Linked DNA regions of Homo sapiens: region 1 is linked to region 2. A link is an interaction called in ENCODE POLR2A ChIA-PET data of the cell type or tissue named here. Cell type or tissue: B cell. All regions are shown on one strand. Links, peaks and the distances in the headings refer to the core of each region. The heading gives the core; the rest is flanking DNA.

Region 1 (4,397 bases), core at 268-4,267, 59 kb before region 2:
CCAGCCGGGGTGCTCTTCGGAAGGATTTTTGCTCCTGTATGAAGCACAATAGTGTAGGAGGGGGCCCAGCCATTTGGCACCTAGGAAGCCACACAAGGCTGAAAACCAGCGGCAGCTGCACTGCGGAGCCGGCAGCCCTGAATCGAGAGCCTTTGCTTCCCTTTGTTGACCAGGCATCTTTATTGCTAAAGCCACCATTCACTCAGTTTTCTCTTCCTTGAAGCCCAACTTAACAGGCAGGCCAACACCCAGCTGTAAAAGCAGACAGCCCTTTCTCTGGCCTCGGTGAGTGCTGCTCTAGTTAGTGATGCCACGGATGAAAGGATCCTGAAGGGGCCTCTGCGCTGTCCAGCCCAACACCCTCCTTCAACATGGAAGGAAGCTGAGTTCAGGGAGGCAGAATGCCTTGCCCAGCAGAAGAACCAGGAATAAGAACTACACTTCCAAGATTTGGAGAGCTGGGAGGACCTACACCCAATCCTGCAGCCGGCCGCATTGGTCTTGTGCTTTAGCCAACCCCACCAGAGCCCGTAGGGACAAGGCAGCCTCTAGGGGCCCCTCCTCTGGCTGCCTCATGCCTGCCTGCCATCCGGCCCCTCCAGTCCTGGAGGGACTGTAATGAGTTAACTGTCTCCAGGGTGGTGGGAACCACTTGGGTTACTGCATATATTTCGGAAGATGCAAATTCAAAGCTCAGGAGAAAAGGACTAATTTTTCCTATGGCAGAATTTCAGAACGCTTGTTTAGAATCCCTCCCCCACACTCCTAAAGCACACTTCGTCGGGCCCTGCTATTCTGTCCCCCATACATCAAGGGGTGGCTTCTCAAGCTAGGACGTTTTCTGCTTGGACTTAGAGAAGATGGGACCCATTTCATGCTTTTCCAGCACAGACTTGCAGCTGTTTCACCACTTGGAGGAGCTCAAGAGACTCAGCAACCTGGGTTCTCTTCCCACTTTGGTCACTCAAAGCGGAAGCAATGCTCCAAACTGCTGGCCATCAGCCCAGTTGTTCTCATGAGTCATCTCATTTACTTCCACAATAGTACCTTAGCGTATAAAGGGTTAATCTTATTAAAAAGACAACAACTAAAAAACAACAACCGAGTAAACAAACCTCTGACAGAAGAATCAACTCCCCCAAATCCACATGCACTGGCTAAAACGGGGGTTTCCACAACATCCCTGGGTCACTGACTTCTCTTGTCTGGGTCCAGGCAATGATTACTTCTATTGGACTGTAACACCTTCCACCGAGAGGGAAACCACAATGATAAGCCCAGTACTGTTGACAGTCTTTTATTTTTATTATGTACAAAATAATAATTCCATGTGTGACTAGAATCTCTAAAACTCTCGAGAAGGATGAGAAGCAATGCATGAGAGGAAAAGCATACACCAAATCTCCAACTTAAAACAGAGTGCTCCCTGGCCAGGCTCGGTGGCTCACACCTGTCATCCCAGCACTTTGGGAGGTTGAGGTGGGTGGATCACCTGAGGTCAGGAGTTCGAGACCAGCCTGGCCAACATGGTGAAACCCCGTCTCTACTAAAAATACAAAAATTATCCAGGCATGATGGTGCGTGCCTGTAATCCCAGCTACTCAGTAGGCTGAGGCAGGAGAATCGCTAGAACCCGGGAGGTGGTGGTTGCAGTTAGCTGAGATGGTGCCATTGCACTCCAGCCTGGGTGTTGCAGTGAGACTCTCTCAAAAAAAAAAAAAAAAAAAAAAAGAGTGCTCGCGGATGCTGTGTTCATTTCCCAGGGCCTCTGTAACACGTCCCACAAACTGGATGTCTTAAAACAACGGGAATGGAGTCTCTGACAGTTCTGGAGGCTAAAAGTTTGAAATCAAGGTGTGAGCAGGGTTGGTTCCTTCTAGAGGCAATGAGAGAAAATCTGTTCTAGGCCCCTCTCTCAGCCTCTGCAATTGGACCAATCCCGTGCTGGAAAAGCATGAAATGGGTCCCAACTTCTCTAAGTCCTAGCAGAAGACATCCTAGCTTGAGAAGCCACCCCTTGATGTGTGGGGGACAGTCCCAGTTGCTGCAATTCTTGGGGTTCCTTGACTTGTAGATGCATCAGCACAACCTCTGCTTCCATCCTCATGTGGCCTCCTCTCTTTCTGTCTGTGGGTCTCTCTGCCCATCAGTCATTGATTATGTCCACCCTAATCCCACGTAACCCCATCTTAACTTCATTACATCAGTAAAGATCTTATTTCCCAATAAGTTCACATTCACAGGTACTGGACGTTAGGACTTTGACATATCTTTTTGGGGCCCCCAATTCAACCAACAACATATGGGGCTGTGTTTTTACATATATGTGTCTATATGTATAGACATATATATGTGATACATACTTATAATCACCTTTTTAGATAAATGCTAGAATATGTATAGGTGAAACGATATAATGAAACATATGAGATTTGCTCCAAAATAATATAAAGTAGAGCCACTGTGTGAGTTTAGATGTAACAAGATTGGCCTTTAGCTGATAACTGTTGAAGCTGCCGGGTGGGCCCATGGGTACGTGGGGTTCATCAGATGTGTTTTGGTTACCTGTGGTTGTGCAACGTATCACATTTAAGATGTTGAGGCTTAAATCTACTGCTGTCATCTTATTATTCTCTCTCAAGCTCCTAGGGATTTAACAAACACTGCTAGGTGGTTCTTGCTTTGATGTTTTTGTTATGGACTAAATGTTTGTGTCCCCCCACCCAAATTCTTATGTTAAAACACCACTCCCCAGTGCGATGGGATTAGGGGTGGGCCTTTGGCGGGCGATAAGGATGAGAGTCCGGAGAGAGCTTGCTGCCTGCCGCTGGCTGATACCTGAGGACCCAAGGAGGAGTCAGCAGCCTGCAGCCGGGCAGAGGCCCTCACCAGACCCCGGCCATGCTGGCATTCTGACCTCCTACTGCCCAGCCTTCAGATCTGTGAGACATAAGTTTCTGTTGTTTACAAGCTGCCCAGTCTGCGGTGATTTGTTTTAGCAGCCTGAAGGGACTAAGACCATCTCTCGTGTAGTTACAGTCGGCTGCGCTGGAATCAGCTCAGGGCTCACTCAGGCACATGTCTGGCACCTGGGCTGGGGAGACTCCCACATCAAAGGCTCCCTGGGCTCCTGTGTGTGTGATTCTCCAGTGTGACAGCTCTTTCAGACTCCTCACATGGTGGCCCTAGGCTCCCAAGGTGTATGTCCCTGTGCTGCCCTCTCTCACCTGTGTCAGAGTCTCCAGCAGGATTTCTGTCACATTCTTTGGCCAAGGTAGTCACAAGGTCCATTCGGCTATAAGGGGAGAGGGACATAGACTCCACTGCTTGATGAGAGATGTGTCAAAGGACTCACGAACACATTTTGAAACAACCATGTACTATGCACTCTACATTTGCCTATGTTTAAAATGCTTCCGTAATGATATACACCCACGTACAATTTATAAAATACTATTTAGGAACTCTCTTTACTTCCTTACATTAATTTCAAATTAAAGTAATATAAAAGTTCTGCATACAGTTTGGAGGCAAAAGAAAGGAAGCAGGGAAGGGAGGAAAGAGGGAAGGAAGGAGAGAAGGAGGAAGGAAGGAGGGAGAGAGAGTAGCGAAGGAAAGAAGGAAGGGAGGGAGGGAGAGAGGGAAGGAAGGAAAGAAAGGAAAGAAATAAAGAAATAAAGAGAAAGAAAGAAAGAAAGAAAGAAAAGAAAAGAAAGAGAGAAAGAGAGTCTAGAAAAGAATTCCTTTCCAGTGTTATGCAGAAAATAAACACTGATGTCAAGAATCTGGGGAAACCCGAGTGCTATTTTATTAGACTTTGTAGCCTGTAATTTCAGTTATCCTTTTATATCATCTTTCAGGTCTACGGTCTGTAAATGTCTGCCGACATATATATGCAGTTCCCATAGGAGAAACAATAAAGATTTTGGGATTTTTTAGCCAGGCAGAGGGAGATAATGGGGAAAGCAGAGTGATGTACAGGGAGGGGTGGGGGCTCTGCCATCCAAGGATCATCTCAGTGCTTCTCTGGGGGCCAGGAGGGGCAGAAGAAAAAGCGTGGTGGTGATCCCATCGCACTGCCCACCAGGTATTTCCTGCGTGTTTCCCAGTCACGCAGCAAACTTGCCCTCTCCCTCCCCTTGAGGATGGGTGTGGCAAATGGTTTGTGTGCCCAGTGAACTGTGAAGTGTGTGCTTCTGGGCGTATGTTTACAAGCCAGCACAGCGTAAGTCACTCTCTTCCTTCTCCTCTCCTGGCACTTAAGAGGTGGCACCTCCCCTGGTCTGGGTCCCTCGCGTATTCCTATGTGAAGGTGACAGCAGAGAAAAGAGCCCCTGCCAATCCATGGTGCACATAGAGCATGAGCTATAGACAGCCCCTTGTCACTCTATGGGCTG
Region 2 (4,397 bases), core at 126-4,125:
TTTAAACAAAACCTTTCTATCTTATGTGCATAATATCAAAATATTGTTTGAAATCTTATATTCATTTATCTTGGTTCATTTCAAGCTCAGAGATACGTGAGGACTGAGATAAACCAAAACCTTCTGTGACCCCTAAATTCATCTGCTCTGTGAAACCTAGGCCTCTCTGACTGACAGGTAGGTGCTTTCATCATCACTGCTGCTGGCAGTGCCAAAGATGCTGAGAGAGCGCCCTCAAACAGACCAGCCTATGCATTCCTTCTAGAACTTGGAGGTATTTCTCCTACAACTTAGTGCTGGATTAGAGACTTCTCTACAACTTGCTATGTGCCAGGCACCGTTCTAAGCAGTTTATATATGCTAATTAATTTATTTCTTATAACCACTTCATGAAGTCAATAATACTGTAATTCTCATTTTACAGTTAAGAAAAGTGATGCAAGGGGAGGCAAATAACATGCCCAAGATCACACAAGTAGGTAGCAGAGCCGGGATTCAGGCCAAGCGGTTCAGATCTGGACTCAGGCTGTGCTACCTCCCAGTTGAATGAAAGAGTAAATGGCTGGAGAATGTGTGAATGATTGAGTCAACAAATAAACAAGTTTGTCCATGGCCCTAAGGTGTGGGGAGGATCCCACAAGCCCAGGAACTCCGTGGTGCCTGGGGCCTATCTGGGACCTCTGACCTTGTTCCTGGCCAGGACTCGCTTTTCCATGAATATTATGGTTGCTGAAACGTAGTATCAGGAGCTCAGAGTTGGGAGGTGGGAAACCTGCCTTCTTGTTTTGGCAGCACCAACCAACTTGCTGTGTGTTCTCAGGGGACTCAATGACTTATTTCCCCTTCCCTAAATGAGAGTTCAACAAGAATCATTTCTAACATTCCACAATGCCATATGCTGGCTTGTCCAAGTGAAAGTCTATTGGCAAGGCTAGAAATCAAGTCCAGCTCTGATTTTGAGACTGATTTTGGAGACCATCCTCATCCCCATATAGGAAAGCACGGGGCCTCAGGTCTCTACGTGGTCTCCAGGAACAGGTTTTATATGGGCAGGTTACAGTCTATGCATTGTAGACATGTATATTCACCTCACAACTTGGGAGTCAACTTGTGTTGACTGTTGAGTTTAATGAGTGAAGGGTAGAAGTGAATGCTTAGTTAGATAGCCCTGCGTTCAGAGCTGAAGCAAAGCTCTGCACAAAGTAGGAATTACAGGGAGTGTGAAAATACACTTTCAAAAGTTGAATAATGCCCCAGAGAAAACCTAATTCATTTTACAAAAGAGGAATTTACAGTCAGATAGCTCCATTCATTCTATGAAACCAAGTGTCCTCACAGAAGTGTTCATCATCTGTGTGGGTTTCAGAGATTGGGGACAGGACTCCAGTAATCCTGCTGCAAACATCTCCATAGATCTTCAAATACAAATGGCTTTTCCCTGAAGTCCATCCACTTTGACTCTGCCATTTCTGTTATAAAAGTCTTGCTTCTTATCTCTATGGGTGAATCAAGTTGGAAAGAGAGAGAAGTTAGCTCTTTTTTTCAGTTAACAGGGCATGAAGACGTGTAAATTCTCTGCATTCATCCCGAGCCCCTGGTTCTTCCCATTAGTAGGAACTGAGCTGTGTTGAGGTTGTCTGAGAGCTCGGGCATAGCACAGGACATGCTGCCCACTTCACAAGTGACATGGGGCATTCCCTGGTGAACAGCTCTTCAGTTTCTCTGCTTACTGCTGAATTTACGGTAATGCCTATAATTGTTTCAAATATACACTAGTGCTGGAGAGACAAGGTATGGGGAGGGGGCATCAGATTATCTTGCACTTGCAACGTTTGCCCAATTTTCTCTCAAGTCAGCTTCATCTAAACCAGTCTTCCTGACGAGGAGGCAGCCAGGATGGTCCTGCAAGCACACTCTCGTCAAAAACATTTCCACAGTGAAACACTGTCAGCAGTTGTTAGGGTGAGAAGGAAGTTTAAGTAGATGGACTAGAGGATAATTACTATGATTAGCATTTAGAGAAATTAAAAACTGCCATTTATTCCACAGCCAAGGGACATAATGAAACCAAGGAATATGACCGCCTTGCTATAGCCTTTGTCTTGAGAAGATTCATTTCTTCATTTCCTCATTTGGCAAATGTGAGTTGATGTTTTACTCTCCATCACAGACTGGGCTGAGGCAGAGACGACAACTGAGTCACGTAAGGGAGACGCGCAGTGGATGCCCACGCATTGGGGTGGGCATGTGCGGTGAGTGCGCGTGCTCAGGGCCCTCCTGGGGCTGCATGGAGGCCTCGCTTCCTGAAGGCGGCGCTGTGGATCCAGTCCCACGGACGCGGAGGGCCAGGCCGGGGACCACGGGAGAGCCGGGCAGAGGCAGGGTGTTGGCCAAGGTCACGGCCCCAGAGACCACAATAGCGTTGTGTCGCTGCAGCCAGGAAGAGCAGGCGACAAGGCCTGAAAGGTGAACTGAGACAGATCCCCCAGGGCTCCGCCCATGCCCTGGCCTCTCAGCTGCGTCTGTAGGCAGAGAGGAGACACTGAAGGGTATTTTTTTCAATTGAATTTTTCTTATTGTGGTTTTAAAAATATGTACATATGCACATAAACTATATATGTATGCATATTTAATATATAATACCATACATTATATATACATTTTGTTTTATATATAACATATTTTATTTTGTTATGCAAATATTTTATATACAAAATATTTAATATAAAATATACAATATTTTATATATAATTTAAATTATATATAATTTGTATATTTTATATGTATTAAAAATATATACAATGTATATTTTTATGTTATAAAAACATAAACATATAAATATACATAACATAAATGTATATATATATAAATTTATAAATATGTATAAATACATAACACAAATATATATATGTATATAACATAAAATTTACCCTTTTATCCATTTTAAGCACAAGTTCAGTGGCATTAAGTACATTCACATTGTCACACTACCATCACCACCATCCATCTCCAGAAGTTTTCCATCTTCCTCAACTAAATTCAACCATTGTAATTCAACTAAACGTAACCATTCTACAATAACTCCCTACTCCCCTCTCCCCAGCCTCTGGCAATCACAATTCTACTTTCTGTCTCTATGGACTGTCCACTCTAGGTATTTCCTGTGAGTAGGATCACACAGTATTTGTCTTTCTGTGACTGGCCTGTCTCCCGCAGCACAGCATCCTCCAGGTCTGTCCACGCCGCAGCATGTGTCAGATCTCCTTCCCTTTAAAGGCTGGATGACATTCCATTGTGTGATACACCACGTCTTGCTTATCCACTCATCCCTCGATGCTCATTGGGTTGTTTTCACTTTTGGCTGTTGTGAATAATGCTGCTAAGAACACGGGTACAAATATCTGTTCAAATGGATGGGTTTTGAGCAGGATAGTGGTTGGAAAAACCCTTTAGAAAGAGCTCCCTGCTGGTGCAGAAGATGATGATGATGATGATAATACAACTAATACTGAATGTGTGCTAGGTGCTGCGCAAAGTACTTGACGTGCATCAACTCATTTAATCCTCACAACCGCCGCATCCTCACACCTACTTTTTTGAGGTTGATGTTGTTATTATCTCCATCTTACTTAGGAGCCAGTGGAACCTACCCAGGTTTGCAGACAGCAGAAGACGGAGCCAGGAACTGCATCTGGACAGTCAGCTTGCAGAGCCTCGGCACTCACACTGTACCACATGGCCTCTCCTGGCAGACTGGGAGGGGTGAGATAATGCATGGAGGCTGTTGCTGGGCCATGGGAATAATACAGGCAGGAGCTGACAAGAGCTGTGAACTGAGCTCAGGAAGCAATAAAGAATAGGCATGTGGCCAGAGACTTGAGATTCTTAGGGAGCGAGATGGACAAGCTCCCCGGAGTGACTGTGGGTATGAGGAAGGGGAGGGGTCTAGGATGACAGACAGCTTTTGAACTTGATCACCTAGGTGGAGAGTGGTGCCATTGACTAAGAGAACATGGGTAAATTGGCAGGTGTAGTGGAAGGGGAAAAGAATGATTCTATCCAGTACCTGCTGAATCTGAGATTCCACAGGACATTTGGATACAGGTGCCCAACTCATATGGTATGAATCAAATTCAACAGAAAGATCTTGTTGGAGACACAGATTGAGAAGTCATTAGCATAGGGGAGAGTTGGAATCTTGGAAGTAGATGAGCTTGTCCATGGATCATGTGTGTGGAACTGAAAAGAAGAGGTGGAAATTGAAACCCAGGAATGGGGAGTTGAAAAGCTGGGGCAGTGAGAACACACTAGGGCTTATAAATTTCAGAACTGACATGACAGCAGAGAGTGGGTGAGGCCCCACTGCATTGCCACACGTGCATTAACCTGCACTGTGC

What was found. ChIA-PET counts read pairs that join two places held together with the same protein. Peaks named below come from ENCODE experiments on the same cell type or tissue, not always from the same donor. Only the 100,000 strongest peaks of a DNase experiment are listed, where the experiment ranks them.
Region 1: POLR2A ChIA-PET joins it to region 2 with 7 read pairs; 1 of 35 experiments calls an interaction of 5 or more read pairs at or near these places.

The regions. Positions count from the first base shown.
Region 1 is chr2:105,176,461-105,180,857 of GRCh38, reverse strand. No RefSeq gene overlaps it. Among named protein-coding and RNA genes, the nearest start is that of LINC01918, 35 kb to the right of the region's middle. RefSeq lists an enhancer at 2,409-2,908. In B cell, for the core only: no CTCF peak of the experiment used is centred there; a DNase peak (open chromatin) is centred at 4,167; H3K4me3 peaks cover 482 bases; H3K27ac peaks cover 1,142 bases.
Region 2 is chr2:105,117,133-105,121,529 of GRCh38, reverse strand. No RefSeq gene overlaps it. Among named protein-coding and RNA genes, the nearest start is that of MRPS9-AS1, 16 kb to the right of the region's middle. RefSeq lists enhancers at 1,758-2,257, 2,258-2,759. In B cell, for the core only: CTCF peaks have their summits at 2,115 and 2,328; a DNase peak (open chromatin) is centred at 2,379.